Regions from separate parts of the Mus musculus genome. Here regions 2 and 3 are each linked to region 1. A link is a loop called in an ENCODE intact Hi-C map of the cell type or tissue named here. Cell type or tissue: heart. All regions are shown on one strand. Links, peaks and the distances in the headings refer to the core of each region. The heading gives the core; the rest is flanking DNA.

Region 1 (8,158 bases), core at 2,369-6,368:
GCGGAGATCAAGGCTTTCACCCTAAGTGATGTCTGTGGAGATGCAGACACTAGATCTGCACAGCATTTGTCCTGCATGGAGATCCCGTCCCGGAGGCAAGCAGAAGTGGAGGCTGTGTGTGGAACCCAAGAATAACACCACTTCCGGGAAGAGAGATGATGACCGGAAACCAGGGTTAGCCCTTAGTCTCACCCCCAGGTCCCATGTCTGCAGCTAGCTTCATTTCCTAAAGCTCCCACTAAGTCCTGAGATGCACTATCATTAGCCAAGGGTCAACTGTCCGAGGTAATGAGCCTGTGGGGACATTTACATTGGAGCCCTACCTTCCAGTGGCTCGAGGGTAAGTCCTCAGCCTGGGAAGTGCCACATTTCCTTGCCCTTTTGATCAGGTGTGGTTTTGATACAAATCCTGCATCATTCATGAGTACAGATAGGGAAGGGTCAACCTTCCTTTTTATGTGATATTCTCTATAATGCCCTTTTCCTCTTCATGTCCATATGAATTTGTCTGTCTGAACAGATTGGTTCCTAGCGGGGTTTCTCCTGTCCTATGGAAGGTGCTGTCTTAGGGTTTTACTGCTGTGAACAGACACCATAACCAAGGCAAGACTTATAAAAAACAGCATTTAATTGGGGCTGGCTTACAGGTTCAGAAGTTCAGTCCATTATCATCAAGGTGGGATCACGGTATCATCTCAGCAGGCATGGTGCAGGCAGAGCTGAGAGTTCTACATCTTCATCTGAAGGCTGCTAATGGAAGACTGTTTCCAGGCAACAAGGGTGAGGGGCTTAAGCCCACACCCACAGTGACACACCTACTCCAACAAGGCCACACCTCCAAATGATGCCACTCCCTGGTCCAAGAATATACAAACCATCACATTCCACTCCCTGGGCCCCAATAGGCTTGTTCAAACACATGAGTTGATGGGGGTCATATCTAAACATAACATAATAAAAAAGTACATTTAGTCTAACTTCCAAAATCCCCATAGTCTATAGAAATCTCAACAAAGTTAAAAGTCCAAAGTTCAAAGTCTCTTTTGAGATGCATCCAATCACTTAATTGTAATCTCCAAGACAAGACAGAAAACCAGCTGGGCAAATTCCAAAAATCTCCATGTCTGATGTCAAAGTGGTTTTCAGATCTCCACTTCTTTTTCATCTCTGCTTTTTCCTGGGCTGGTTCTGCTCCCTGTTAGCAGCTTTCTTCAGGACATATCTCATGGCTTTGGCATCTTTAATATCTTTAGGTCTCCAAGGCAAGTTCAACATTACAGCTTCTTCTTTCAATGTCTGGGATCTACACATGATCTTCTGGGCTCCTCCAAGGGACTGGCTTCACTTCTCCAGCTTTGCCCTCTGTAGCAGTCTAAGCTCAGGTTGATCGACTTCACTGCTGCTGCTGCTGTCCTTGGTGATCTTCCCATGGTACTGGCATCTCCAATACACTGGGGTCTTCCACTGCAACTAGGCTTCACCAATAGCCTCTCATAAGCTCTTTTCATGGTACCAAGCTTCAATTCCTTTGCATGACCCCTTCAGTCCTGGGCCATCAATTGCAACTGAGGCTGCCTCTTCACCAATGGCCTTCCATGGCCCCTCACAGTAACAAGCCTCAGCTGTTCTTCATGATCCCTTCATGCCTTCAAAACCAGTATCACCTTACATATGACTCTTACACATTACCAAGTCCAGCTACAGCACAAGGTACAACCTTGGCTATCTCTGGAATGCAGCTTCTCCGTGCTCTCAGAAAATACTTCTCAGAAGATTTCACCTCAGTGATGCTGGTCTCTTCTTAATTACCACTAATTTCTTAGCTCCAGCTAACAATCATCAATTGTCCCAGTCATCCCTTTTATTCTGGATTCTGAAGCCAGAGCCATGTGGCTAAAGCTGCCAAACTCTGCTGCTTGCTGGGACTGGAACATGGCCCCCTTGTTTTATATTACATTATCACTTTCTGGTTTCCAACTTCTTCACTGGTTCAAGGGTTGCTAGATGTCCAGGCAAGAGACTTGGATTTCATTAACTCTTTGTTGAGCCAGAGAGAAAAGAAAAGAAAGAAAGGAAGAAAGTCAGACACACACACACACACACACACACACACACACACACACACACACACTGGCAGGACCCGACTGTTTCATCAATTTCACAAGTGCACATGCACACCTATATACACATATACCTAGTTATGTATGCATGTTCATACATATAGACATACATTCATAAAGACATACAGTCATATTGTACATACACATAGACAGATGGACAGACCTATATGCATTTGGAGGATGGAGCACAACCCCAACAGTAACACTTTATTTTTTCTCTCAGCCATTTTATACTTTCTTAGACAAAGGTTCTTTGTAAAATTACCTCATAGATAAAGTGTTACACAAAAGGGGAGTTACAGTCGGATGTTGATAGTAAGTTCAAAGCGGTGTTTCATTCTATAAGCTCATTATAAGTTCAAAGCAACAACAGTGTCACATGGCCTTGCTTTATCAGAGTGCACACCCGTGACTTCATCCTTGGACCTGACCTAGAATGAATGCTTTTCCTTGATCATAAATCTGTCTGAAGCCTATTTTTCTTCCTGGTGTAATTGTGAAAGCTCATTGCATTCCTTATTATGCACTTTTTACTTACTATTCTATGAGGAGGGGCATACTCTGTTCTTCCTCATTCTGACTTTATTATATCTTTCTGCCAAAACAAATAAGCCATCTCCTTACACTTTCTTCCTAAAATTATTTGAATCAAGTCAGGAATTCTATAAAGTCATTAACTCATCTAAACAGCATGAATTTATGAAAGTTCATCTTTGTGTTGATCTGCAGGAAATTTGCCCAATCAGATAGGCTGATGCCCAGGAATCGTTGGGCTATGTAATAGTGTCAGGAAAGACATATCAGCAGCAAGAAGCAACCCTGGGACGAAGTCTCTGGGGCTGTGCCTCTCCAGAGTGTCTGCATCACAGCCATGCAAAATGGTGGGCCACCTCAAGGAAACTTACTTGCCATATCTTTCCTAGATGGCTTCTGCCAGTTAGTCATTTCCAGTGTTCAAGGGAATGCAGACAGACAGACAGACAGGCAGACAGATGGACAAGAAGGTTAAGTCAAATGTGAGTTCTGAGTTGAGCTGCAGTTCTCAGTGTGAATTCACGGGGCATCTATCTATCTTGTCTATGAGGAGGAATATAGAAGCAAATCATAATATTCTCCACAAAAGACAACAAGATCCTTGGACCACTGGCTAAATCCCAGCGTAAGATGAGGCTGGACCATTCTATTACACCAAATATGTGTGAGCTACCAAAGACTACCAAAGTTACATCCAAAGGATCCAGAAACCATCTCCAGAGGCTCCACTAACCAAACAAGGAACAGAGCATTAAAATACAGAGTGCCTGTCAGCAACTGCAGCCCCTCAGAGTGTCACAGTCCCATGGGTCATCTTCTGAGGGTGACCTGGAGGTATCTGCCAACTATTGCCTGTAACTAGTCTTGCCAAATTTTGTGTGCAATGAAAATGGTTATGAATTCCACTTTAGAACTTCATGTGGGACCTGCTGGGAATGGCCACAGTACCTGTGCCCCAGGAAGAGCAAATGGTGGGGTGGGACTCACCAGTCTGCTTTATCATGGTACACGGAGCTGCAGTGGGAGGTCTCACGCCCAGGCTCCCTGGGATGGCTGACCATCTTTCCCACAGGTGGGCTTTCTAAAGTGGCATTGTCTGGGTTACAGGATTTCTCACAAGCAGCCCCAGGCACCACCTCTAAGGACACAAAGCAGAATCTATATCTCTACGGGACACAGGTGTAGGTTTCATCCACCATCACCTTCACGTGCTCTACTGTTTAGAGCAGCCGTGTGCAGGCAGATTCAGTGACTGGCAAAAGCCCAACACAACAGGGAGTGTCTGTACTCCCAACCCCCACAGGAATGAATCCATTTTCTTGAAAACTACATAGTAAGAGCAAGAATCTTCTGACTCATACCACTGCGAAGTCATATCCTATGTGAGAGGTGACATTTTGTATAATTATTCTACTGATGATGGAAAATAAAGGACGAGAGCCCACAGGATCCCAGGAAGACAAGCAACTTTACCATTTTTTGCATATCAACTGGAAATTCTTTTAAAGATTTGTTTATTTTATGTATATGAGTACACTGTAGCTGTCTTCAGACACACCAGAAGAGGGCATCAGATCCCATTACAGATGGTTTGAGCCACCATGTGGTTGCTGGGAATTGAGCTCGGGACCTCTGGAAGAGCAGTCAGTGTTCTTAACCCCTGAGCCATCACACCAGCCCTCAAGTGAAATTTTAACGGAGTGAGTTTTTTAAATGTTAAAGTCAGTACTTTTTTCCCTCTATTGCTGGGAATTGACCCCAGGGCCTCGCACATGCTAGATGAATGAACCATTACCAAGATATATCCTCAAACACCAAATGGCGAAATTCAGATATCACCGTTCTGAAGACCTCCCGGGAATAAATAATGAATCTAGCCTTCCAGCATCAACAGTTGATGGCTTCAGAGACAATTAGCTTGATGTGCTACGAGTGGAAGGATATGGCGCCATCTAGTGTCCTGTATAGGGATCAAGCATGCATCTGTTCCAACCCCTGAGGTGCAGGAAATGATGAAATACGGAGGAAGACCAAGACACTAAGAAACTGACCAGTGACCCCTGTGGGTCACTGAGTTGTTCTCTGGGTTCTTTAAGGAATTTCTAAGACCTTCTTGGGCAACTTGGAGAGACCCTGTCTCAGAATAAAAAGTGACAGAGGGATCGGAGATATACCGGGGTGGTACAGTACTTTCCTAACATGTGTGTGGCCCTGGGTCCAAATCACAGTTTTAAAACAAAACAAAACAAAACAAAACAAAACAAAACAAAACAAAACACAGAAAGGGCAGGGCTGGAAAGGAACCAACTGGAAAGATACAGTGTGAAGTTACACGAAATGGAGTGGTACAAGCTGAACTATAGATAAGGCTTGCACATGCGGGCGACAAAATGATCGAGAAACAAGGAAGTGGCCTGCAGTCTGCGTCAGGAGAGACCCCTGCCAGAGGAAAGTGGCAGCTTGAAGACGACCCTGGCAGGAGAGGGGTCTCTAGCTCTTTACTAGTGATGTTGCTCGGCGCACTTGCTGTGTGATTACTCGCAGCATCCTACATTGGGGGATTTCTAGGTTGTCTCTTACAGTGAACCAGACTCTGCGACCTCATTTGCTTCCCGCCACTCTTATCCACTTCTAGAGTCCAGCCAAGAACTTAGCATGGTGACTGTTGGGTCTGGTGACCTGCGAGCTGAAAAGGTCACCAATAAACCTGAGGAGAGCAGACACCTACCAGGTCCTTACTAAGTGTCCAACACTTAACATGGAGCCTCGCTCCTGAGGCGTTCCCTCTGGGAAGACTGTGAGAGACACACTTCATCTTTGACCAGGAGCTGTTAGGGCTGTGAAGGAGATTGCCTGGGGTGTTTTGTAACATGTGTGAATACCTAAAACAGCAGTATGGCTTGGCATTTACAGCAAGTGCTTACCCTATAGAGATTCAAAAGAGCCAGCTGTCTTTATGGAAAGGTCTCCCTCTTCCCCTCCTTTTCACCCTCCCCTCCCTTTCCCCTCCCCCTCCCCTCCCCCCCCCCCCCATTTGTTGAGACAGTATTTCTCTCTATAGTCCTAGCTGTCTTGGAATCCACTCTGTAGACCAGTCTGGCCTCAAACTCAGAGATCAGCCTGTCTCTGCCTCCTGAGTGCTACAAATAAAGCATGCCAGATAAGGGCTTTACATCCAACACACACACACACACACACACACACACACACACACACACACACACACACACACACGGGGTTGGGGGGTGGACTATAATATAAAGCTATAACTTCTTAGGAAACACTATTAAGTAATAGACTCCCTGACCCAAAGTTCCAAATCAAGTCATTTTTCTTAACATAAAAGTTTGTTCTCTGCGTTCAGAGAACATCAAACTTCCTTCTGTGTTCTCTGCCAAGAATATTTAAATATAAGGCCCTTTAGGAAATCTGACATGTACTGAATCTGAGATTAGTGCATTGTCCACAAGAGGGCACTAGTTCTCCAGGATGCTCAAAAAAATCATCTGGCCACAGTGTAGCAGCCAAGAACAAAAGCAGCTAACTCAGCGGTCCAAACTGAGCAGAGAGAAGTATAGTCACAAAACTCAAAAGAAACTTAACATTCAAGCGCTGCCTCCCCTATCTTCATGATCCGGCTGCAGCCTGCCACAGACGTGCTCAGTCAACCCCAGCGTGTGCATGCCTGCATGCAAGTGAGCTGAATATAAAATGAAGTCAGATACTTGAAAGCATATGGTTACTTGTTTCAAAGATACTGTATGCCTGGCATGGGGATTCCACCCTGATGTCTGAAGACTCAGCACTCCAATCTGCATGAATTTCTTCCCAGAATGGCAGGCAGAGGGCCAGCTTGAGCCTGACACAAATCCTGTTTGATGGAGATTCCACCCTAGCTTGTCCCGGCACGGGGCCCGGCTTCCTTTTTTAAAGTTTATTTTTGTTTACCAATGAAGACACACCTCATCCACTCAAGTAGCCCCACCCAAGTTTAATCAGATGGCTTTCACGGTCCATCTTTTAAGAAACAGCAAACACCCAGTAATGCAAAGACAGCAAGATCTCCCAAGAGGAGCACTCTCATGCCAGGAAACTCAAGCCTCTTGTTTACTTACTGGGTTTGAAGATTCTGCTATCAACAGTGTCTTAGTTCTGTGTTTCTTTCTTGCAGCAAGCAGTAGTACTCCAGTCTCCCCAGAGGCAGCTTAGGTGGGGCTAAGTGCCACCCCCCCCCCCAGCCCCCACACACTCCTTGTACCAAAGCAGAAGACAGCAGCTTTGGTCAGCAGAGATAATGCATTATAGCACATGATAAAGACCCAGAAACAGACAAATAATCAGGTCACCCAGTTTGCCAAAGCTTTGCTGCTGGGCTGCTGGGTTTCTTAGGGCTGCTCTCACTGTATTACACATTTAATTCGGCATGCCTGTCCAGAGGATATTTTTAGATGCAATTACCTAAAGAGCTTTCGAGTTCTGGAGTATTATCTGCATGGGTATCTCTTGGCCTAAGGAACCTAAAGTATTAAATGAAGTGAGTCTCCTTTAAAGACACCAGGGCATTGGGAAAAGGCTACCTGCATATGGGTACGTGCTTTGGGCATCCTTTCTGATGAAGAGGTATCTCAGGCAAGCGTGGTTCTGCCTCCCCTCTCCCAGCAGAGTCACCCCTTCCCAGGATTAGGAGGGAGACCCATGGAAGGGTGCCTACTGTACATCACTGTACACACGGGCTACCTGGCCGAGCAGGGCTGTCTTGGTTCCCTGTCTTTTAGACCATGAGTCTAGGCTGAGACACACAGACCCCAATACATCCCCCACACAGCAGAGTCATGCTGTTCCCCTGAGCACAGCTTTCAAGCACTTCAGTTACTTCTTGTTACAATATAGCTCCTGAATTTTCATCCTGGGCCCTTTATAGACCGGCAGGTTGTGGGATCTGAGGTGCTGAGATTGCGTAGGAAACTGTGATAGAAGGCCCATCTTGCTTCCTGAGATCTTTAACTTCCTTTGGCATCGCAGAGGGATAAGAAACACCGAGTGGGGTCTGGGGAACATGGCAGAGGGTTTGCAAATAAACTCAACAGCACAAACGAACGGGTCCAGAAGAACCACTCAGAACCTTCAATGACATTTAGGTTACAGAGATGGATGCCACTGGTCACATAGCTTAAGCCTTTGATTTTTGTAAATAAGAAAAGTGAGTCTCTCAGTCACGTGGGGCAAGCCTCAGGCCCAACCCCAAGACTCCAGACTCGGTTGGAGTCCTTTCCAGAATAGGGACGAATTCGGTCACTCCCTTCCCGTTCCTCCCTTGGGAACGATGCAGAAAGGGAGAAGGACCCGTATGATCTCTACCTCCAGCGGAGTCCTATCACTCTCCGTGGACTTGGTGAGCAGCGCCTGTGGTGCAGGGAAGCTCAGGAGACTTGGTTTGTATAGGGCAAGTGGGCCCTGCCTCAGATAGAAGAACTGGTCAGGTTGAGTGAGCTCGGACCCCAGGA
Region 2 (8,158 bases), core at 2,310-6,309, 53 kb before region 1:
AAGGAGGCTCCTTAGTAGCTACTCAACAGATATCACCGATGCTTGAAAAAGCCTTCTAGGCTTAGATTCTCCTTTATACATTGTTGCATAAAGGGAGCCTTTATACACTGTGGCACCTGTACTGTTGCACTTCCAGATCACAGAGCAGGACTTTGAAATCAGATATTTTCTCCATAAATCTCTTTGGCCTACCGACTAGAACAGTGCCTTCCCTTCCTTCTACCAGACAGGGCAGAACAATCTAAATGAAAACTTGTAGGTATTTGTAGAGTTCATTATTAGCCAGTGTGAGGCCCTAGCCACAAGCAAAATAAAACTTTTAACTTTCCCACCACTTTTTGGTCTTACCTCAGATTGCTCAACAGAAGCCTAAATCTGAAACTTGCCATATTTTTAGACCGAAAAATCACCATTGCTGAAAAACAACACAGAGAACTCTACAATGTTGGTCCAGGTCCAAAGGGGAGAGACCAAAAGTGAAGTGATTTTTTTTTTTTACTTCTCTTGATAGTTTAGTTTAAATTAGTGGGTGAATCTAAAGGGAGGTACCAGCATCTCTAAGAGAAGCAGACACTCTGAAAACCCAAAGACATTTAGATACCGAGGACAGGAATTTTAAAAGCTAGTCACCTCCCAGAGCTCCAGCCATCTCTAGCATCCTTAGCAAACTGCTTCTGGAAGCAGAAGTTGGGCTGCCTCGGGTGGATTCATTTGTTTCAGTTAAGCAGAAGGAAGCCTGCACCAGCAGCTTCATTTGCACGTTTCTAACCCACCACAGGCTGATGACAATGCAGGCAGATACACTGATTTTGTTTGATCCAAGGACTCAGGATAGGCAATTTTTTGTTTGTATGTTTTGTGGTGTGGTGCTAGGGATGAAACCCAGGGGCTTGTGTGTACCAGGAGGCAACCCACACCCTCCATATCCACAGACCCAAGGCTATTAGACTCTCCCAGGGCCATTCTGCATAAGGAAATTTCATGTAGACCTACAGTGTGTTAGGCTAAATGGAAACAGTGAAAATTCTAGAGAAGGGATATTTCTGTTCTGTCATTAAGTTGAGAGTCAACGGCAGGATGTAAAAATATATAATATAATATAATAATAATATAATATATCACAGGAAGTAACCATTGTGAAGAAATTTTAGTATGTGCCAACATAAGCACTGGTTCTGAGGTTTAACATCTACCAAACCCTACAAGAGACATAAAATCCAAGTGGGAAGTAAGCATTGGCTTGGTGTCGCCATATTGATCCCCCTTAGTTTTCTATTTACCTCACAGTCTGCAGTTGTCAGTTCTTTTGAGTCTAAGATCAAACACTCTCCATATGATCAGACTTAAGTGTCTCTTTTTCCAGGGAACTTAATGCTTTGAACTCACTGATAACTTGTGGGGTTTTCTTTTTAAAGACTTGCTAGCTAGGGACTGGAGAGATGGCTTAGTACTTAAGAAAACTGGCTATTCTTTCAGAGAACCCAGGTTCAATTCCCAGGACCCACATGGCAGCTCACAACTGTCTGTTCCATGATATCCAACACCCTCACACAACATACAAGCAGGCCAAACACCAATGCACATAAAATGCATATAAGTAAATGCATATTTTATTTAAAAAAAAAAAGACTTGCTAACTCACCATTCAGTTTTCAAGTCTAATATATAAGAGTATAAGAAATAGGGCAATTCCTTGGCATCTGAAGGGGTTGGTTCAAGGGCATCCTCACCCCCGTAGACATTAAACTCTGCATATAACTAAGTGCTTGTACAAAACTACCTTCTCTTGCTCATAACCTACGCCAATCCCCTGCCCATTTTAAGTCATCTCAGATTGTAACACCTATGCAGTTTTGAATCGCAGTTCTGCTGGCTGTTTAGGGAGTAAGGACAGACCAAAAGGGGGCTGCTTGTTCAGTAGGGACACGATACCATGATGGGCCTCACTGAATAAGGAATGTCAGTAACAAGGTAGGCCCTGCCGCTGATTGGATCTTAGCTGTGGGAGCCTTCCCAATGCTTTTTTGGAAACTGTAATATTACCTCGTTGGGTCCTCTCCACTGAATGAGCCACATCCTCACAGTGATGAATTTGGACAGCGGTAAATTATTGTAGCTTGGACTCTAAACAAACCACTCTTGAACTGCATGGTAACTATTAGTTCTTCCTGAAGAGTCAATAGACTAAAGAAAAGGCCAGAGCATTCCATGTTAATGGCCATACTTTCAAACCCATTTATTTATATTTAGTGTCCTATGAGAAGTTCTCTCTACCTGTATTTCAGTATAAAATAGAAACTACAATCTCACCAAATAATAATCCACACAAGCCACCAGTAACGGGATGATATAAGAATAATTAAAGGTATGGATGCCATGTTTGTTTTTTTTGACACAGTACAATTTATATACATGGAGAGTTTTCTAGGAAAATAAAGGTAAGGTTTGAGTAAACGTTCTCAGAAGATACTGACAGGGCACATTTTCACTGAAACAAACATTGATAATGACAGTTGATGGCCCCATGTATGCCGCAATCCAAAATGAGGTCATGGTAACTGAGTGAAATAGAATTCTGCAAATGAGGGAGGGAAGAAAGGGGAGACCGTATTTACCCAAGGGAGAAGGGAGGCAGGGCCTGCTTCTCTTTAATTGATCTTTAATCATTATATGAGCCTATGTTTGAACAGGACGGGAATGTAGTGCATATCATAAAAAGTCTATAAAATGCTTTCTGTCTTGGTTCAAGGCCGTGGTGGGCCAAGTGCTCTGAATCACTCCTGCTCTTCTGTTGCTTGGAGTTGAAGCGCCCATGCTGGCTCTGTTAAGGGTGAAATGGAGTGGAAATCTGAAACTGGAGGTCATATAAAATCCAGCACAGTAACTCCCGCCCCCAGGAAGGAATCTGGAAGTACTTGTTATGCTGTACTGAGCTTATAACTATATTTCAAGAATACAGATGTGAAGGTTAAGCTCCATCTTAGAAGGAAAAACAAACCAACCAACCCTGAGCGGGCGCGGGGGGGGGGGCGGGCATAGATATGCAAACTGTCACAAGAACAACCTCTCATGTATATCCTAGCGTGTAGCCTAATCTTTAGACTCTCAGAACTTCAAATGCTGTTAAATGTACTATCTAAAAAGCATTTGAGAGGTGGGGCCGTAACTTATCAGTTCAGCCGAGCATTAATTCCCCAGAACCTCAAAATAAATAAATACGTGTCCCGTTCCCCCTCCCCCCCACACACACACTAGAATTAAAAAGTATTTGAATCTAACGCTATCTGTGCCCTAATTCGATTAAGGAGTTGCAGAAAATAAGTCAGTTGCTCCCTGGAATCGATTAGATTACAAATGGGGAAATGTCTGGGGTTCGCGGAATGCTTTGCATCTGACAAGCATTTTTGGGACAAGCTTCCTCCCCACCCCCAATCCTTTACATCTTGACAGCAGCATGCAGATTTTTCAGCATCAATCAAAAAGCCCAGAAAGGCAACATCTCCACCTTTTAATAAACCAGACGTGCAGCGTGAGCTTGGCCAGAGGGTAAGCGTGAAAACTAATAGACAGGAATCTAGCTGAGTAGTTCCTTCAAAGAGAAAGAACATTTTTTTGTTTGTTTATTTTTGGAAGAAAAAGAAATGGGGTTGGGGGTGGGGGTGGGAAGAGGACACCTTTCCAAGCTTTAAGATTATAGAGTCGCTTTCTACTCCAGGGTCAAATGACTTTGCAAGCGTTCCTTGCAGGTCAGGGTCTGCAGAGGGTCCGTGAGATTCCGGGAACAGTGCTGGCGGGCTGACAGCTCCGAAAAACCGCCCGCGCCCCTCACGCCCCCACCCCCAGGGACACTTACCGCGACCCTCGCGGCTGCTGCTCGCACCCGGATCTCTGGCGGCCGCGGACCCCGGTATCCCGGCTCCCGCCGCACGCGGCCTCACGGTCACACGGCTCGCTCGCGGGACACGATCTGAGCGGCGGGCTCGGCAGAGAGGACGGACGCGAGGAGCGGAGCTGGCCTCGCGGGCCGCGCCGGGGCCTTCCCTCCGTGTCGTCTGTACCAAACAGCTCCTCTCTGGGTCACTTCCATTCTGTGCTCAGTCCCAGAGCGGCGAGACATCTGCTTTCCATAAGCCTCGCGCAGAGGCAAATCCTGGATTAGATGCCAGAGCCCACGGTACAGCTGATCCGCGCACAAAGAGCCGCGGACAAACACGCAAGTTGGTGCCCGGTTCCAGAACGATTCGGATGACTCAGGCGGCCGCAGCCGGGATGCGCCAATCCGCGGCTGGCTGGGTTTTCAGGTCTACTGCGGAAAACTCTCTCTCTCTCACACACACACACCCGCCCGCCCACCCCACGAAAGCACGCTCTGTCCCTGCAGGGGAAGTGACTTCAGCTGTACCGGGCTGAGCGAGCTCGACGCAGCCTGCCTCCACCGCCGGGCGTTCGGTATTGAAAGCACACACTGCTGACCGTGACAAGGGGAAAAGCTTTGCTTTAATTCCAATTCACGAGTCAGTTATGATACAGTCAGCGCTGAAAAGGATGAGGAAGTGCTGTCTTTGCAAATTGATTTTTCATTCTCCCAAACAGCTGGGCAAAATTGCTGTTTCTCCGCCCCCCCCCCCCCCCCCCCCGTCCCTTCCTCACTTTGGAGTGCCTTTGACAGCGTGAAGTCGCTACTTCCTCTCAAGTGCTCTACTGTGTTGGGCTGGTTATGCTAGGGAGACTTACCAGTTCCCAACCCTGAAAAATTACAGTCAAAGAAACATAGGGTGGGGTTGGGGAGAGCACAGATGGGGCTTTTCAATCAGTCTAGAATCCAAAGACAGCTCCCCACCTCCAACCCCCACCTGCCGCCACCTCCCGGACAAGCCTTTTAAATTTTGGGCTTCTGCAGGCTCTAGAACAAAGAGGCTGGGCACTAGCTGATCCTGAATGTGGCTTTAGGGGCAGAGCAGGAGCAATGAAGACAGATAGATGCTCTATGGTGGATGGCAAAGAAGTTAGGTCACCGTGCTTGTCGTCCTAGGTAAACTGGGACCTTGGCATCTGACTAGAAACTAAAGGGACCCTCTGAGAGATTTGGAGCTGGCAAGTGATGTAATAAGATTTCCACCGCAGAAAGATAATTTCACAAGGCTACTCCAACCTAGAAAGGGGGTGGAGGTGAGTTTGAAATGAAGGGGAAAGACTCCAAAGACAGCAAGAGAGAGACTAAAATAAAATGCCCATTACAGGGGTGGGGCAAAGGTATCCTACAGAGGTCATAGCCTCCTGTCTGCCTCCTGTGGCAGGACAAGTAGAAGAAAATGAGAGAGGACCCAGAGAAGCCAGGAGTTGGGTTCAGAACGAGGTCACAGAATACAAATCAGCCACACAGATTTCTAAAGTATTTGGGACCTTCTGGCTAAGCAAGACAGGTTGGGCAGGTGTGTGGTTAGACAGCGAAGGTAAATACAGAGTAGAGAAAAACGGTTTGTATTGGTGTGTTGCATCTGTCAAAACAAAGTACCTGGAAGTGAGGAGATTAAATAACAGAAATAAATTGCCTCACAGCCTGGGAGCCTGCAGCCAGTGTGATGGGAGGAGCTTACTCCAGGAAGGACCCCTGGTTCCTTGGCTAGCGGCATTGTAAGCACTTATTTTCCCTGGCTCGCCGTGACCAGATGTCCGCCTCTTTTTGTAAAACGCTAGCCATATTAGGTTAGGGGCCCACCATACTCCAGAATTACTGCACTTCACTAATTACATCTGTCCTCAGGTGTCAGTCAGTTTTCTATCACGATATCAAGATGCTTAAAATAATCATTTTAAAATGAGGAAAGGTTTCTCTTGGTTCTGTTTCAGAGACATGATGATGGGAACATGACAAAGGAAACTGATTCACCGATGGGTGGTCAGGGAACTAGGAGAGTGACATGTACAGACTGTGCTTCCAAAATTCCCTTCAAGGGCAGGGGCCTACAACCGAACTCTGTCCTACCAGGCCCAGCTTCTGAAGTCACACACTCCTGCACTTGACAGTAGTATTGCAGACTGGGGTGAGGCTAGGGGAACAAGCCTTCAACATTCGGACATTTTGAGAAGTCTAAGATCTAACGGCATTTTACTTCTATCTTGTAATGGGAAATCACCTTCTTCCCATAAAAATGTCCCATTCTGAGGTATGGGGGCAGGGCTTAAGGCTTCAACGTAGGAATTTGGGGAAAACAATCGAACTCATAAGATTCACCCACTGTGAGCAGAGTCACATCAGAGGACAGAGAGGAGAAAAGCCACTGTGGGCAAGCAGGCAGCGCCTTGGGTGCAAACGGTGAGAAAGAGGATCAGAAAATACAAGAGGGTTTTATTAAATTTCAGACACACACACACCAACTCGTCTGATCATGTCTTCTATTTAACGCTGCCTGGGAACTTTTATTATTTTTTCCCCTAAAGTGTTTCTATTCTATATGAATCTATCACATACCACGTAACACATGGGCAGAGGCTCAAAGTGCCAGCGGCTGCCATGAACACACACACAGCACAGGTTTGACAGCCTCCCCGTTTAATTCTACTTACTTAGTCCTGATGCCAAGTCTGAAGGACAACAGCTGCCCCTCTTCTTCTAGACTCCTCCCTCCCCATGCTACCCTTCTGTCTTAGTGCCAACGCCCCTTGGGCCCTTGCTGTGAGATAGATGCCACTGTAACCTTTGGATCATCTTCAATGCGATCCACAAAGCTTTGACACAGGTTAGAAAACAACAAACACATAGGAGGTAGAATGTAGTTCTGGTCTCTGTTTCTTTAAGGCTTTCCATGTTATCTCACGGAGCTGACGATAGAAGCCAGGGCCTTGTACACACTAGGCAGGTGCCCTACCATGAGGTGTAGCCCCAACTCTCCTCACACAGCTTTTCATTTGGAATTAGGGTGGGGAGGGGGGGCAGGAGTTGCTATATTGTCCAGTCTTGTCTCCAACCCACCCTGGCTCAAGCAATCCTCCTGCACCTCCCGCGTAGCTGGGTGGGACTCAGACATGTGCTACTGAGTTCCAGCTCTTCAATCTTACACCTTACTCCAAAACAATACATGTGGAATTCTTTATCCCAAAAGCCACCATCGGAGGGTTAGCTGGCCTCCTGGGGGACTCTCTAGTATTCAATTCATGTCCAGAAGGGTGAAATTCTTTTGGGAATCATTGAGGAAGCTTGTGAAGTGGGAAGGGATGTTCTGAGACCCCTGGCAGGGACTGGTATTACAAGGCCATGGCAAGGTCAAGGTGAAACTTTCCTGCTGGTGCTCGTTGGTAGATCAGCCTGCTGACACCACTGCTCAGGAACTGGGGCCTGCTTCCTCACAGGCGGCTTTCATTTCACCTGCTTACATCTGCCCAGTATCTAAAATGTCAGATTAACAGAAAGACTAGTGCATAAAACAGCTGGAAAGAGCCCCTACCTTTTCTTTTGCCTCAGAGGTAGCCAGTGTTTGCTGTGCACACAGGCTGTGTTCAACATCTTGGCACAGAAGGAGACAGCACTGTTTCCTGTATCATGAGTCACATGACTAATGGGGGCGGGAGTCAAAGTACACAGTTAACTATGAGTCTTTCCATAAAAGAGGCACTGCAATTGTTCTAAGGACTCACGGGAAATGTGTGTGTGTGTGTGCATGAGTGCATGTGTGTATGTATGTGTGTACACATGTGTATGCATCAGAGTGTCTGTCTGTATGAATTATGAGTGTGCATGCATGTGTATATGCATGTGTGTATACATGAGTATATGTATACATGTGGTATGTATGCATAAGTGTATGTTATACGTGTGTGTATATGCATGAGTGTGTATGTATCTGTATGTGCTGGAATTAAACTGGGAGCCCTGAGTTTTTGGAGCAAGTGCTCTATTAGTGAACTCTACTCCCAGCCTGTCCATTCTCTGGAGAGTGAGAAAGCCTTGATGGAGAGAGGGAGGGAGAGTTCTAGTACTCAAAGAAGTCATCTTTTGGAAGATTGGAGGAAAAGCCAGGTGATGTATTAGTGACATCATGTATGGCTCAAATCCTCAAAGACCACTGACTTTTTTAGCAGTGGCCTTTGACCCTGACTTCCTCCTATGCTACATGATTAAACTCTGCCTCCTTCATCTGCCTCCTTCGGTTTCAGCTCA
Region 3 (8,158 bases), core at 2,310-6,309, 82 kb before region 1:
CATGTGAGTTTGTAACACAACTAAGAAGACAGGTGACTGGGCTGGAGAGATGGCTCAGCAGTTAAGAACACTGGCTACTCTTTCAGAGGTCCTGAGTTCCTTTCCCAAAAAACCCTAAAAAACTTTAGGGCTGGTGAGATGGCCCACTGGTTAAAAGCACTAGCTGTTCTTCCAGTGATGCTGAGTTCAATTCCCAGCACTTATCACAATCTGTAAAGGGGTCTGATGGTATGCAGGTGTACATGGAGACAGAAGAAAAAAAGAAGAAAAGAGACAGATGATTGGTGGGAAATGGGCTCTGAGTTTCTGTGCACCTTGGCTCTCTTTGCATACGGCAGAGTAAGCAAACATACAATTGATATCAAAGTGCTCTTTGGTTTTGTCATTGTTGGCTGTGTATAATTCTAAGCTGAATGTCTCCTTCCCACACTTGGAATGGGATCTCCTGGTATTAAGTGATAACTCTGGATCCCTGGCTATATCCTGGCTGGGCCACAGCTCCACGGGTAAAGGGCTTCCCTAGCAAGCATGAGGCCTGACTTTGGTCCCTCAAAAAACATGTTTAAAAAAACCCAAAAACACCAGTCATGACAGCTTGTATTTGTTATTCCACTGCTGAAGAAGTCAAGAGGGCCTGAGTTTTGCTGCCAGCCAGCCTAGCCTCCTTGGCTGGGTTTCAGGCCAACAAGAAGATTCTGTCTCAAAAAAACCAAGGTGGTGGCATCTGAAGGACAGCTGAGGTTGTCCTCTAGCTCGCACAGGCACGGGCACATGTGCGTTTGGAAACAAGTACGGAAGGTTTATCCTTGGCAACATTAACGTTAACATCAGAGGCTATCAAACTTCTCATTTTAAACGTCAAATTCGACGTAGTACAAGTCCCTGAAGCAGTGCAGGGTTGAAGCCTGAAGCCCTTTTTTTTTCTTTTTCCTTTCCTTTCCTTTCTTTTTTCTTTCCTTTCTTTTCTTTTTTCCTCTCCTTTCCTTTCCTTTTTCCCTCCCCTCCCCTCCCCTCCCCTCCCCTCCCCTCCCCTCCCCTCCCCTCCCCTCCTCTCCTTTCCTTTCCTTTCCTTCTCATTAGACATTTTCTTTATTTACATTTCAAATGTTATCCCCTTTCCTGGTTTCCCCTCCGAAAACCCCCTATCAAGCAAGGGCTCTAATGCTGGCCTGGTGGTCCTACCTAGCAACCACGTGGGGGCAACTGACCTCACCCAGAGGTGCAGCCAAGCCCAGAGTGCCCGCTGGAGGGGGTAGGTGGGTGACTGGGTGCATGGCTACTCGTGCCTGGCTGTGCGCCCTTCTTTCTCTTAAGGAAATTCTTTTCATGCGGTCCACACAATAAAGTACATTTACACCAGAGTGGAGATCTGGTCCGTGGAGATCAGAAAGAAGCTGGCACGCATTCCTCCGTACTAAGCAACCAATCCCTAAAAAAAACAAAACAAAACCCCAAAACACAAACAAAACAAAAAAACAAGAAAAAGCCCAAATCAAATCAAAACCAAACCAAACCAAACCAAACCAAACCAAACCAAAAACGCCATCAGAACAATCTCAGCTTGCAGCCGCCCCAGGAACTTCCTGGTTCTGCATAGCCACGCCTCCCGTTACTATGGTAATGGGTCCCTCCCCCCTCCCCTCCGAAAGCCAACCTTGCTTCAGCTAAAACGTGTAGGCAAGCGTTCTCCTCCTTGATACTGATGGCTTTGCTTATAGAATTTCTTCCTTTCCCTCCCTCGGTAGGTCTCGTTGGCTAACCTTATTCCTCACGGTATTAAAACCTTTTTGTTGTTGTTGTTTTGTTTGTTTGTATTTTTGTTTTTGTTCTGTAGTTTTGTTTCGTTTTGGTAGTTTCATTAAAAAAAGCTTTTCAGAAAAAAAAAAAATTTAGATGTGCATTGGCCGGGAATCGAACCCGGGCCTCCCGCGTGGCAGGCGAGAATTCTACCACTGAACCACCAATGCCACTTAGTTGCTGGTGCCTTTTTATAAAACTACTGGAAGTGGCAGTGATGGGCGTTCCCGGTTCTGATGACAGCATTCTAAATTATAAGTGACTGGATTGACATCCCACAACGCATGTGCTTTGTCAGCTGACGCCCTTTCCCAGTCTTCTAGGACTCAAGCTCGGCTGCCTCCTGCCCATCCGGGTTCCAGAGTCTCAGCGGATGCTCCCGATCTTAAGGTGCTTTTCTGCAGGAAACAGGCTTGAGTTTACTGAGCACCCAATAACTCAGAGCTTTAAGCCGAAGAGGGTGATAAAATAGGCACCTTGTCTAAGGGGAATTAATTGAGAACTGGGTCTTAGTCCTCACTACTTGCCTCTTCCAGTGTGTCGTTAGAGGACAGTATCTTTCTAAGCAGTCGATGGGGTTTCAGACCCATGGAGTCTTACTGTAAATGTTTGCATGTGACTCTGATTAAGGTATGGATCAGATTCTCTCTACAGCAGGTCCCCTAATTTGGGGGATGAGTTCCTAGGTTCCTATGGATGTCTGGAACTGGACTGTAGTAAACCCTAGATGTGTTACATATTCCCGTAAATCCATGCATACCTGTGATAACTTTTACTTTGGTGATACATTTTACTTAGAAATTAGGAGCGGTAGAAGTTGACAACTGATTAAAATAGAAAACAAAAACAATAGACTGTAATCAGGATATGTGCATGTGTTGTTCTTAAAATCACTTTCTACCCTTTTACTTAACAGGAAGCGCTTCACAGTTAGTTTCTCTCGTGTGTCTAAAATAACAGCGGTGCAACTTCTGCACTTCAGGACTTTATTAAGTTAAATGAAGTGTACTTGGACACAGGCACTGAGGCACCTACTTACCAAGAGGCTGACAACTAACAGGTGGGTACCCTCAACAACAGGAATACACTAAACAAAGGGACCATTCTGAGCAGGTCAGAGCAGACAGCATGACAGTTCATCATGCCTGTCAGAACGGCACGCAGCCGTACTCCTCTGAGCCTCCATTTTCCAATTAATATAATAAGAGGATGGCGACTAATCTTGGTTGACAACTTGAAATGCCTGGGAAGAGGGACCGACACTTGGGAAATGGTCCCCATCAGATTGGCCCACGAGCATGTCTGCTGGGCGTGGTTCATGACTGCTAGTTGATGCAAGAGAGCCCAGTTGACTGTGGGCAATGCCATCCCCAGGCTGATGGGTCTAGGCTGTCTAAGAAAGACAGCTGAGCAAGCTAGAGGGAGCAAAGCAAGATGCACATAAATAAGCGCATAAGCACATAAGCTAGTGTTATTATCGAAGCCCTTAGTAGATTTATGAGTTTATTCAGGAACCTGTACTTCTGGAGCTGGGTTTATATAAGACTCAATAAACTTTTGATTATTGGAGGTAAGACTAGATTAAAGCTGGGTATGTAGCAAGCACCTCTAATCCCGGCACTCAGGAGGCTGTGGCAGAGGGATCGAGAGTACCAGTGAGCAGAGTGAGCTCTACACCGGCCTGGCCTGGGATGTGTAGGGAGATCTTGTCAAACGACAGGGTAAACAACGACAACCCTAAGAATTACATGTAACTTCTTGTTCTCATTTTAATTTCACTGAAAGCAACATATGAGAGTGGACAGGCTCATACAGAAGAGGCCTCGCTGCATACTTGACAGGACCAGGCTGGCCTCAGCCTCCACGGCTCCTTCCCACATGCTCAGCTATCTCCTCCTGACCTTGGAGGCTCCTCACATAGATTCTCAGTGCCAGACCAGCCTCAAGAAGGGAGAGAGTTTCTGTTCCCACCGCTGTTTCCTTTTTCTTTTTTAGAGAAAGCCTGGCACCAGCATCTCTCTCTCTTCCAGCCAGCAGACTTCCTGGAAAGACTGGAGGAGACCAGTTTCCCTTTGGTCTTCTTCCAGAGTCAAAGCTATGCCTTTTGATGTCCACCATAGTTTTTGCACAGGGAGCCCTCAGGACTTGTTTCCATGCCCTCTTCTGAGAGGACACACTGCAGCAAAGGCTGACTTACCTAGTGCCCTCTAAGATTAGAGTGTGTCTGGGCCTCGGGCCAAGAGGTCACAGTACCACGGGAGGGGAGGGCACGGGAGCTGGCAAACAAACAGCTGGGGCACAGCAGAAGGAGAGAATGTAAGGGTTTGCTTGGACCTATCAGGAGGTGTCCTGCTGGGTCTGTGAGTCTCAGGGTCATGCCACTGGGACCTCATGGCCAATACAGAGGTACCTCAATCTTTCCTTGATGTCTTTCTCCCTCTGTTCTCTGTTCTTTGTTCTCCTGTTTTGTTTGTTTTGTGTGTGACCTCCTGCCCTCTTCCCCACTCTTTACCAACTTCATCCAACAAATCTTATTCAGTGTCTGTAATGTGGAGGGCACCGTGCTGGGACACGCGATGGTCACTACCGCTAAGGGATTCAAGTATTTTAATGAGAGATCAGCACAAACATCCTCATTAAACAAGGAAAGTAATAAAAATAAATCTAATCTCAAATACTTTTTATGGGCATTCTCTACCTCTGACCTGTAGGGATAAATGGATACGGCTCTAGCTGACAGGATGGTTTCTCTGGTGGGGAAGAATTTGGGTTACAGAATCAGATGGATACAGATATGCACCTCAGCTCTGACATTGACAAGCTGTGGGGGGGGGAGGGGGGGTCAAATTGTTTAATCTCTCTGGCCTTTGTCTCTAAAATGGTAGGCTCAGGTAGAGAGAGTACTTTCTAGCAGAGACAGAGGGCAAACATACAGAGAGACACTGAGAGATTGCGAGCCGTGAGAACCAGGTGAAATGTTGCCTAAATGATGTCAGCCCAGTGCCTGGTATACAAGACTCAAAAATACCACATATCATTGCTGCTTTACCTATGCAAGCCTAGGAGTCGGGCACGCATTGTCTCTAAAGAGCCAGATAGTAAACGCTCCAGCCTCTGGACCAACACAGCATCAGAGCAGCTACCCACCTAACTCTCTACAGAAGCCATAGGCATGGGCAAGCAAGTGATCCCACTTGTGTGCCAACAAAACTGGGGTTTTTTTAGACATGGAAAGCTGAAATTTTATCTAACTTTCACATTGCAGAATGCTTTTTGTTTTGGCTTTTTCCAAATCATTTTGACTATCAACATAAAAGCCAACCCCATTGCACAGACTGTGGAAAGAGGTCAGGAGCCAAGCATTGGCCTGCTGGCTAGTTTGCCCACCGTGAGTAAGCTGGGTGAAATGGAGGACACTCCACTTTTCATGGATTTCACTTCACAGGGATATCTAACTGGGGGCCTTTCATCCCTCCCTGCATCAGTGTCTAGATGCAAGCTGACTGACTAACACAGTTATAACTCAACCCAAAGACTGCATAAACCTCACACGTGAAAGTAATGCCTCCACTTGACTTGTGCATGAGCCAAGATAACAATACTTCCCATTCGCTAGTCAGCAAGATAAGCCGTGGAGAAGATAATCCGGGCTTTGCAGGTGCAGGCGTGCTGCTCCTGACAGGTGCAGGGCTTTGCCTGTGTGGTGGGCACTTTGCTTCTTGGTGCGGTGAGCTGAGACACACTGGACTGAGGGTCACAGGCTAACTAGGTTTTATAAGCATGGCCAGAAGGCACAGAAAGCTTAGTGACGAGACCTGGGGAGTGCAAAGGAGAGAGAAAGAACCTACTAGAAAGAGCCAGTCCCGAACAACATGGAAGTCAGATCATAAATGAGTCTGCTGTGAAACATTCGGGTATCCCATGCAATGCACATTCCCTCTCTTTCTCTCTCTCTTTTTTTCCAGACAGGGTTTCTCTGTATAGCTTTGGCTGTCCTGGAACTCACTCTGTAGACCAGGCTGGCCTCGAACTCAGAAATCTGCCTGCCTCTGCCTCCCAAGTGCTGGGATTAAAAGCGTGCACCACCACTGCCTGGCTACACATTCCCTCTTCTCCTGACTTCCCATGCTCCTCTTAAATGACTGTAGATAGAAATAGAACACTTTGCCTTTCCTTTCTTCTGAAATCTGAGAAGACTTTCAGTTTCAAGTTTATATCAACATCCTTGCAGGCCACAAATTTCTTCTCCAATAACATAAAGTAACTGTGAAATCCAGAGGTATTGCAATTTATTAATAATAAATTTAAATAATAATAATCATTAAAGTTGCTTCTCATGAGCCAGAGGAAATGTAAGGCCTTTTTCATAAAGCCATCCAAGAATCCAGTTTGCTCTTGCACATAGAGTCAGCTATTATCCTTAGAGAAAGGATGACTTGCTTATACAGCCAAACAGACCCCTCTAACAACCTTCAGTGCTGGATGCCGTGCCAATACCTACTGACTCGTTGGAGCCTTTGCTCCAGGAAAACCACAATTATCTTAGTCACTATTCTATTGCTGTGAAGAGACACCATGACCAAGGAAACTCATTTGAAATAAAGCATTTAAATGAGAGCTGGCTTCCAGTTTCAGAGGGTGAGTCCATTATCATGACAGGGAGCATGGTAGCAGGTAGCACACATAGCCCTAGAGCAGTAGCTGAAAGTTCTACATCCTGACCCCCAGGTGGAGGAATAGAGAGACACTGGAACCGCTGTGGGCTTTTGAAACCTCCGAGCCCATCCTCACTAACTCAATTTCTCCAACAAGGCCACACCTCCTAATCCTTCTAATCCTTTCAAAGAGTTCCACTCCTTGGTGACTAAGCATTCAAATATATGAGCCTATGGGGGCCACTCGTATTCAGCCCACTACAACAAGCATAGTCATTTCCATCTGGACACTTTGAGTCACAGGGAACCAGCTGCCAACTTGCTTTTGTGTTTTATCTGGTATATGATGAAGGGAGAAAGTGAGATGTAATCTTGGGCATCATTAGAAAGGAAAAAGGAATGGAACTAGGTCACAGTGTACCTGAGAGCACACCCAATGCCTCTTCTTCTATACCCACTGAGAACTGTGTGGGCATGGACTGTCACACAGTGATGTGGGAGTGAGGAGGAAGAGGAAGGGAGGAAAAAATCAACAGAAAATGTTGTACATACTACTTTGTATTAATATTCTATTTATTTTTACTTTATGTAAATGGGTGCTCTGCCTACATGTTCATTTGGTAGACACATGCATGCAGTGCCCACGGAGGCCAGATGGAGCTCACATCCTTCAGAACTGCAACTATAGACAGTTGTTAGCTGCCATGAGGACCTGGGGACCAAAATCCTATCCTCTGAAAGAGCAGCGAGTACTCTGAATGCCTAAATAATCTCTCAGGTCAATCAATCAATCAATCAATCAATCAATTTATTTATTTTAAAAAGCACAAGCCTGAGGTCACAGGACCTGACAGTGTCTTTCCTCTTTGGCTTCCTATAAAGAGTGGCATTCATACCTTCTAAAGGGAGGAGGAACTTCCCTGTGACATGAAGATCTTAAAGCTGCAGACCAAAAAGCCTGGATCAACGTCATAGACTCCATCTGCTTCAGTGTGGATGTATTCTTTGAAGGTCTGGGGGATAAAGCCTTGGTCCACAGTCTGCAATACTACAGAGATCTGGGGAGCCTTTAAGAGGCATGTGCTATTGGGAAGTCTTCTGGTCACAGGGGTGTGCTCTCCAAGGGAACTGTGGCACCCCAAACCTATCCTGTTCCTCTCTTTCATGTCCCAGAACAAGATAAGCAAGTCCGTGCTACCGTGCACTCCCGGGCCCACTGGGCTTATGCTGATAGGGCACTCAGGGGTTCCACCCCAATTCCCAGCTCTTGCCAAGAACTGGAACAAAGTAAAACTCAAAAGTCAAGCTTCATAGACTCAGAGTGGAAGGGATCTGAGAGATGGCTTCACCCGGTCATCTGAATGCCACAGATACCTTCTCCAAACAACATGGCTGCAGCTCAGCAACATTACAAGACTCTGGTTCTATCCCGGCACAGAGATGGGGCAGCAAAAACCAGCTGCTCCATCACAAGTTTTACTCACCGCTATCTCCCCCGCCCCCATGTTTCTTCAGAACAGCGGGATAGCTGGGCATAATGGCATTTTGAGAACCAGTATACAGACAAAGAAACAGGTCTGAGGGGACACTGTGACTCTCTCATGCTATACAACTAAGTAGGAAAGCCCTCCAAGAGACTGGCAAGACTTGTAAGCATAAGCCCAGTGGACCCGGGAGCACAGGGTAGCACGGACTTGCTTATCTTG

Evidence for each region. Peaks named below come from ENCODE experiments on the same cell type or tissue, not always from the same donor. Only the 100,000 strongest peaks of a DNase experiment are listed, where the experiment ranks them.
Region 2: a loop joins it to region 1, with 2.1 times the contacts of the local background. A loop is called at or near these places in 13 of 42 quality-filtered maps.
Region 3: it touches region 1 in a loop (2.1-fold over the local background); 3 of 42 quality-filtered maps call a loop at or near these places.

What each region holds. Positions count from the first base shown.
Region 1 is chr3:84,308,594-84,316,751 of GRCm38, forward strand. No RefSeq gene overlaps it. Among named protein-coding and RNA genes, the nearest start is that of Trim2, 53 kb to the left of the region's middle. In heart, for the core only: CTCF peaks have their summits at 4,627 (motif pointing left) and 6,123 (motif pointing right); DNase peaks (open chromatin) are centred at 4,638 and 6,188; H3K4me3 peaks cover 202 bases; H3K27ac peaks cover 300 bases.
Region 2 is chr3:84,255,472-84,263,629 of GRCm38, forward strand. Trim2 (tripartite motif-containing 2) reads right to left here and starts at 4,308. Exons shown (of 12, transcript NM_001271727.1): 1 at 3,854-4,308. Gm40078 (a long non-coding RNA gene) reads left to right here. Exons shown (of 3, transcript XR_867391.3): 3 at 1-2,753. In heart, for the core only: a CTCF peak has its summit at 4,415; DNase peaks (open chromatin) are centred at 3,990 and 4,170; H3K4me3 peaks cover 1,935 bases; H3K27ac peaks cover 807 bases; H3K27me3 peaks cover 1,441 bases.
Region 3 is chr3:84,227,115-84,235,272 of GRCm38, forward strand. The region is part of intron 1 of Trim2 (tripartite motif-containing 2); the gene reads right to left. Gm40078 (a long non-coding RNA gene) reads left to right here and starts at 1,836. Exons shown (of 3, transcript XR_867391.3): 1 at 1,836-2,187; 2 at 2,714-2,857. It overlaps n-TGgcc9 (a tRNA gene), which reads right to left and starts at 1,967; the gene lies at 1,897-1,967. In heart, for the core only: no CTCF peak of the experiment used is centred there; a DNase peak (open chromatin) is centred at 4,047; H3K4me3 peaks cover 107 bases; H3K27ac peaks cover 376 bases.